3 separate regions of the Homo sapiens genome follow, and all the other regions are linked to region 2. Evidence: chromatin loops called from intact Hi-C (ENCODE). Cell type or tissue: Calu3. All regions are shown on one strand.

Evidence for each region. Hi-C counts contacts between places; a loop is a spot of excess contacts. Peaks named below come from ENCODE experiments on the same cell type or tissue, not always from the same donor. Only the 100,000 strongest peaks of a DNase experiment are listed, where the experiment ranks them.
Region 1: a loop joins it to region 2, with 3 times the contacts of the local background. A loop is called at or near these places in 4 of 110 quality-filtered maps.
Region 3: a loop joins it to region 2, with 2.0 times the contacts of the local background. A loop is called at or near these places in 2 of 110 quality-filtered maps.

The regions. Positions count from the first base shown.
Region 1 is chr14:99,265,197-99,267,696 of GRCh38, reverse strand. The region is part of intron 1 of BCL11B (BCL11 transcription factor B); the gene reads left to right. Among named protein-coding and RNA genes, the nearest start is that of BCL11B, 5.8 kb to the left of the region's middle. In Calu3, a CTCF peak has its summit at 972; a DNase peak (open chromatin) is centred at 976.
Region 2 is chr14:98,905,517-98,908,016 of GRCh38, reverse strand. No RefSeq gene overlaps it. Among named protein-coding and RNA genes, the nearest start is that of LINC02914, 200 kb to the right of the region's middle. In Calu3, no CTCF peak of the experiment used is centred here; a DNase peak (open chromatin) is centred at 1,336.
Region 3 is chr14:98,973,225-98,975,724 of GRCh38, reverse strand. It overlaps the pseudogene RPL3P4. Among named protein-coding and RNA genes, the nearest start is that of LINC02914, 260 kb to the right of the region's middle. In Calu3, no CTCF peak of the experiment used is centred here; a DNase peak (open chromatin) is centred at 1,424.

The DNA.
Region 1 (2,500 bases), 360 kb before region 2:
TGTTTTGAAGGCAGCGGTGCTCACAATTATCTTAACTCCCCAGGGTAGAGTATATCTCCAGTGGTCCACATGTCTTTCAGAATTGGGCCTCCGATAAATTTCATAAGACATAGCCCTCTTTTTTTTTTTTTGGTTAGTTGGTGGGGGGGGGGTGAAGTTCCTCTCCCTTCTGCACAGAAGGGAACCCCATATCATTAGAAGTGTGATATAAGTCAGCTGCTCTGATTCAATGGGAGAATAAAAACGTGTTCACCAAAGGTGTTATGCCAGGCTGATTTTATTCATTTGTAATTCACACCTGAGAGAAAACAGCCGTGAGCATATTTTAACAGCCCCTAATATTTTTAAAGGGTCTTTTTTCCCTACCTGAATGATATGATGTACATATGCATATTTCTTTTCTTTTCTTTTCTTTTCTTTTTTTTTGATGGGGAGGTTGCTATCTGCCTGTGCTTGGCCTTGGCGATTTTTTGTCTGGCCTTTGAAATATTTCATAACAGAAAACTAGGCATTTCTGAAGTGCTGGGGTGAATGCAGTTGCTTTTGTGAAGCCGGCCTTAGAGACATCGAGGCTGGGTTAGCTGGTTGGGTGTGTTGTGTCAGTGACCAGTGTGGAGGGCTAAGTGGGTCCTACTCAACCCAAGGGAAGCCCAACTTTGGGTGCATTTGAGAATAATTAGAATTGTGTCTCAGGTGAGACGGAAGCACAGAAAACAGTCGTTTACAGATACCAGTTTCTAGCGCCTTCTCAGAATGGAGTTCTTGGCACTGTCTTATAGCTTAGAACACGGCTTGCACCAGCCTTCACTTATCCCCTTTTCATCTCCTATCTCGATTGCTTTGCATTCTCTGTTGCTTGTTGTGATAAAATACTTTCCAAAATAAACTTTCAGTTGAATTGGCTTTTGGTTGATGGCAAGCTGAAACGCCGAGCCGCGCCTAGCGCCACTTGGCAGCTAGGGGGAGCTCGGTGCCCGTGTCATGGCTTGGCGCCTCCGCTACAATGGGCTAGGAACGGGCTTCCATCAGCAGCGGCGGCAGTTTACGTTGCTGCAAAATACCTTAAGTGTGAAGTTGTAATATTGATTTTCCAGCAGAGATTCGTGCAGGACAAAATGAGAATATAAGTTTGAGAAATCTATTTTCAAGCTATCGCCATTGATTTACAAGCCCTCACTTGGCAGATGGGGGCATTTTCTTTTTCTTTGATTTTCTTTCTTTCTTTTTTAACAATTAAAATTGTGAGTTTTGAATGGGTGTGTTTTCCCTGATTCGTCCGTGGTCTTGACGTTCTGAAAATTCTGCTGCGTTATTAAGGCGCTGGTGATCGGGCTGGGGAGGTCTGGGGAAGGCGTACTGCTCATTTCTGTCTTGCATGTCACAGACCCAGGGAACAGTCGAGAGTTGCTGCTTTTGGGAGTCGTGTACCTAAAACAGCTTGATGAATGGAAATCCTTTTAGCTCAAATTTTATGACACTTGGATTCTCAATTCCATTTATTAGGTAATGTTCCCACTGAACTAAGGGAAATAGCACCGTTCCCCAAAGATTTAAAATGCCGACTCAAATAACATGTAAAACTTTGTTTGGAAAGAGTATGTGATTGCTAGAGCCAGTCTTGATCACATCTTTCACCCCAAACAGTTGTCCTTTATGGATGGCTTTTAATGAGAGGATTTCTCCCCTAAACATGTAATCTAGTGATGGGGAATATATGTGCTTTTGATCATAGGATTTCTAGATTTATAATGTCTTCTTTCCCAAGTTGAAGAAATCTGCAGACTGCACCCTGAGTCTTATGCTAGAGTTCAATATATGAGCAGAAGAGGTTACCCTGCGACAGGAAAGAGTGCTTTATTCTAACCTGAAAGAGAAATAAATTAGGTCAGACAAAAGCCTAGCGCTGTCGTCAGCTGGAGAAAGAGCCTTCACTCTCCAGTACACAGGGCCAGCAATTTATCTGATGATTTCTCTACTTCATTTAATGTTTGAATCGAGCCAGTTGTAAGCATGTAGTGGCAGCGAGCTCACTGGACCACTCAGAGATGAAGAGGCACGGTGACCTCGAAGTCTTGGGCCGGACGGTGGTCTCTGAGCTGCAGAAAACCGTTAAAAATCAGTTTAGCAATCTCCAATCCTTTGCCTTAGAACTCAGGGGAGTTTCACAAGCTGTAACTAAACACAGATCATAGATAAGACAATGCAGGAAAAAATATATGGGGGAGGGAATGGGAGGGGGTCAGGTTCTTGTCCGTTGGAGACTCTCCTTCATCTCCCATGGCTTAAGGATGGACCTTCTGGCTGCCTGGTTAGGCCTCACCTTTAGCTGAAACTCTCCAAAGACTTTGGCCTCGAGGTTAATGTTGGCTTCACATCTGGGGAGGACAAGGAGAAAGTAAATGGTCTTTGGGGACTGTACCCTGCACCACATGGTTGAGTTATTGATACCGGCTGAGCATCTTTCTCTGAAGACGGTGTTAGCTGTAGATACACTTTTGTA
Region 2 (2,500 bases):
CCCCGAGGGCCGGACTTGTAAGGCAGAAACTGCACTTAGGAAGCAGAGAGTAGTCGAATGCTGCAACTCCCCGGGGGAGAGTGGGCGTTGGAATTCAAGAAGCGTGTTTCCTCCACAGTGCACATCTAGCAGAGGGTCTCACACATAGTAGGTGCTCAATAAAAATGATGACGGCAAAAATGAAGGGCAAGCTTGAGGGAGAGCAGACAGGCAAAGGAAGAACAAAGAAAGCACAGGAACAAAAAAACACCAACGCAAAATGGAGAAACTCCCAGAATACGTTTTTTAGGGTGGTTTTGGAGCTTTGTTTTAGCTGGGTCAGGTTAGGTCTGTTGCAGCCGCTAGGCCCCTGTTGGTCACCAGTAGCCCAGGGATGACAATAGCTGCCTAACAGCTGGGTTGGGACAATCACAGAGGATAAAGCCATCACAAAATCTGGACAACGGCACGTGGCTCACAACTAGGGCCCTACCTTACTGCTCTCACTTTCGCTGAGCTCAGAACTGGGGGTCAAATGACTACCCCCTGGTTCTCAGGCAGGAAAGGGAGCAAACTTCTCCCTTGCCTCCCTGGCCTAGCCCTTGCTGTGCTGGTGGTGTGGGCTGGGAAGTACCCCTGGATCTTGTAATATGCCCCCTCCCCCATGCTGCCGGCAGGGCTGGGTAGGGAGGACAGACAGACAACACAAATGAAAAGGAACCCCCAACTCCTGGGGCATGCTTTCCTGCCCTTCCCTCCCGCAGGCTGATTCCGTTTTTTGAATAATGAAGATGCGCGCTTTGAGCCAGCCTTTGAGACAGAACACAGCAGTGGAAAAACATTGGCTTCCGAGTTTGGCAGAGCTGGGGTTAAGACTATGCCATATTTCCTTGCCGCGAGACCTTAAACCACTCATTTTATCTATGATTTAGTTTCCTCATCTGTAAAGTGGGTAGTAAATACTAGAAACAAAGCATACAAAGCACTGAGCACCTGGTAGACTGTCAGTAAACTGCAACTCCTGTCGGAGGCACGGGTAGAGAAACATCCATCTCATCCTTTGGAAGACGTGAGGATGCAGCTCCCTGACGCTGTCGAGGCCTGTTTCGCCGTGGTCATTTGGAGTTTGGAGGAGGGTGTGGGTTGTGAGTGGGGAGGGATCACTGTTCTCTCCTTGTGCTTTTGAATAAACAGTTCCCTCTGATCTTAGCTGCCCTTGCTCCCCGGGAGCACAATTTCAAAGGATTTCTCCATCGAGCAAAAGCAAACCTCAATCATCTTTGTGCACAAAACACCCACCCAGGCTATTTGTCTCCGTCCTGAGCGCTTGGCATGGGGCCCAAGAGGAGCCTTCAGAAGGGAGTGCTTAGCAAAGAATGCTGGCATTCAGATGCAGTTGACTGTCCGCTGTCGGACAGCCCCACCCTCTGTACTGTGCCTGGGGATCTTGGCAGCCCAAGTTAACCACAAGACAAGTTTTATCATCTGTTAAACCTGTCGTTCGGAAAAAAAAAATGACTTCAATAAAATATTTCAACAATTATAGTCCATTTTAATTAGGTGTGTACCACATAATTATAGATTTAAAAAACGTATAGGGTTTCAAAACCCAACACCATGGTCATATGGAGTTAGCTTTTGTCCCCTTCGGAATTTCTAGCCAGATTCTCCACCTGAGGAGACGCTGCATACCTGGCTGAGACAGCTCCCCCCTCCACAACTTGGCCCAATTACCTCCTTTTTACCATTCTTTCCGTTTCCATCTGGAATCTCAGAGTCCTGTAGGCAGCCACTGATAAGCCCACAGGAGGGGGACTGGATGGCAGGTGGCCCCTGAAAGCCTGCAGAGTCAACATTAGGATAGAGGGAGGCCAGGTGATGGGGGCAGTGTGAGAAGGGCCCTGGATGTGGAGTCTGGAGGTCTGGATCCTCTTTCTGGCCCCATCAGCAGCTTGCTAGGCGATCTTGGGCACGTTGTATTCTCTCTCTGGGCGTTAGTGTCTTATCTTTAAAAGGGAAGAATTAGACCATAATTTTTCAAAATTTTGATTTTTGTAACTTTTTGTGTGCAGAATTTCAGTTTGCAAATGAAATTTGGAAAGCCCAATATGTAAACAGTTAAAAATGGAGGTACTTAGGTCAAGTAGGATACAGCCCCAAACTTTCTCTAGTGATCCCTGCAGCCCCTTAAAAGTTTGAAAATGGCCGGGCGCAGTGGCTCACCCCTCTAATCCCAGCACTTTGGGAGGCCGAGGTGGGCGGATCATGAGGTCAGGAGTTCGAGACCAGCCTGGCCAAGGGGCATGGTGAAACCCCGTCTTTACTAAAAACACAAAAATTAGCCAGGCGTGGTGACGGGTGCCTCTAATCCCAGCTACTCGGGAGGCTGAGGCAGGAGAATTGCTTGAACCCAGGAGGCGGAGGTTGCAGTGAGCCTAGATCACGCCAGGGCACTCCAGCCTGGGTGACAGACCGAGACTCTGACTCAAAAAAAAAAAAAAAAAAAAAGAGAGTTTGAAAA
Region 3 (2,500 bases), 68 kb before region 2:
TCTTCTTTTCTACCTTTCTTTTGGATTGAATATTCTTTTTTTTTTTGAGACAGAGTCTCGCTCTGTCGCCCAGGCTGGAGTGCAGTGGTGCAATCTCAGCTCACTGCAACCTCTGTCTGCCGGGTTCACGCCATTCTCCTGCTTCAGCCTCCTGAGTAGCTGGGACTACAGGCACCCGCTACTACGCCTGGCTAATTTTTTGTATTGTTAATAGAGATGCGGTTTCACCGCGTTAGCCAGGATGGTCTTGATCTCCTGACCTCGTGATCCACCTGCGTCGGCCTCCCAAAGTCCTGGGATTACAGGCATGAGCCACCGCGCCCAGCCTGGATTGAGTATTTTTTTAATGATCCATGTTGTCTCATTTGCTTTATTAGCTTAGTAGTGAAACTTTTTGTTCAGTTATTTTAATAGTTGCTTTAGGGTTAATATGCACTTTAGTTTATCATGGTCAACCTTCAAGTGTTATTATATCACTTCACATATGGTATAAGTTGCTTATAACACTATATTTCTATTTTTCCTTTCCTGGCCTTTGCACTATTGTGGCCATACATTTTACTTCTACATACATTATAAACGCCATAATACATTGTTGTTATTTTTCTTTAAGCAGTCAATTGTCTTTTAAAGAGTTTCAGATAATAAGAAAAGTGCCTGTATATTTACCCACATGGTTATCACGTCTGGTGCTCTCCATTCCTTTGTGTAGATCCAGGTTTTCATCTGCTATCATTTTCCTTCTGCATGAAGGATTTTCTTTAACATTTCTTGTAGCACAGGTCTGCTGGTGATGAATTCTTTTAGCTTTTATACGTCTGAAAAAAGGCTTTATTTTGCCTCTACTCACTGAAGGACAGTCTCAAAGTCTCAACAAATCTACCAACAATTCCCTTTTTCTTTTTTACTGCCCCTCAAGGCTCTAAGAGGATTGTGCAAAAAAAATGGTAGGATTTAGAATTATTTCTTTTGTGCAGAATATTTTACAAGGGCATAGAGGAATCTGCATGTGTCTGAGCATCCACTGAGGCAGGAGCCAGTGTGGCTGATTCTCCATTCTGACAGCAGGAGTCATAATTAGAAAACAAAAGGACAGTGTGTGGGAGAGGGTAATTTGTCACTAATAAGATTGACATGGCCAGGGGAGGAGAAGAGTATTTTTTTTCTTAACTATCTCCTCACTGAGACAAATTTTTTTGTGGTGATAAATTTTTTGCCACCAGAAAATGAATATCTTTTGTGCCTCAGTGACAAAGTTTTAGGTTTCCATGTAGCATCAAAGTCATGTCTATCTTTCATGCTGTGTAGAAGGAACTAGATTTGCAGAAATTGTGAGAGATTTCTGTCCTCTTGGCTTATGGTACCTGTGGCTGGTTTCACAGATCACCTTTTCCTTGTCCTCCAAGGCAACACCTCCCTGGTTCAGTTGACATTCTGAGTCATTCTGTCTTGTTAATTTGGTTGGCTGTGTGAAACTAGACAAACAACCTTCATGCTTTCAGATCAATATTTTCCCCCTATGGTGCATATTGCTTATTTGAACAATCCTGGTACTGACACTTAAGCCCAACTGATTTCGTAAGGTGATAGAACTTAGAGGGAAGGGCCACAAAAACCAAAAACAATCAAAGCCTGGGTCATGGAAAAATCTTCAGAGTCTGGTTGTCTCAAGGTCAAGGCCTGGCTGGCTCATCTGAACCACTCTCCTTTCTAGGCCTCAGTCTCTCAGCTGTGCAAATGGATTAATGACTTCCTTTCCAACTCTAATTTCAAATCGATGCACCATTCCAGATTCCATGCATTCTCTCCCTTGCATAATCTCACATTGGATATTTTGCATGTGTCGAGCGTGTTGCAAATTCCATTCCTATGCTTTCTCGTAATAAAAACAGGTATTTTGTTTAATGTTCAAAATTATTTTTTCTATTACAGAAATAGCCATGTGAATGATAGAAAATTAAGAAAATACAGATTTGCAAAAAGAAGAAAATATCTGTACAAAAATCATACTGTCCAGAAATGACCACTATTTTAAATTTTTGCTTATATATCTGATATGATTTGGATCTTTGTCCCTGTCCAAATCTCATGTTGAATTGTAATCCCCGATGTTGGAGGTGGGGCCTGGTAGGAGGTGATTGGATCATGGGAGCAGAGTTCTCATGATGGGTTATAACCATCCCCTCCATGCTGTCCTTGTGATAGTGAGTGGGTGAGTTATTGTGAGTTCTGGTTGTTTAGAAGTGTGTAGTCATGCCAGCCTTGTATCCCAGGAAGGCTGTGAGGTGGACCGGCTTGGACGGGTCATCCTTAGGGAAGCTCTTCACCTTCCCACGATGCCTGCTGCTGCGCTTCCGAGGCAGGAAGCCGAGGGACCCATGTCTGGGAGCGGAGAACTTTCTGTGAGACATCACGCCATCAAATTCTCTGTGGCACGCGCTGGGCAGAAAGGCTACCATCACCGCACTGAGATCAACAAGAAGATCTATAAGATTGGCCA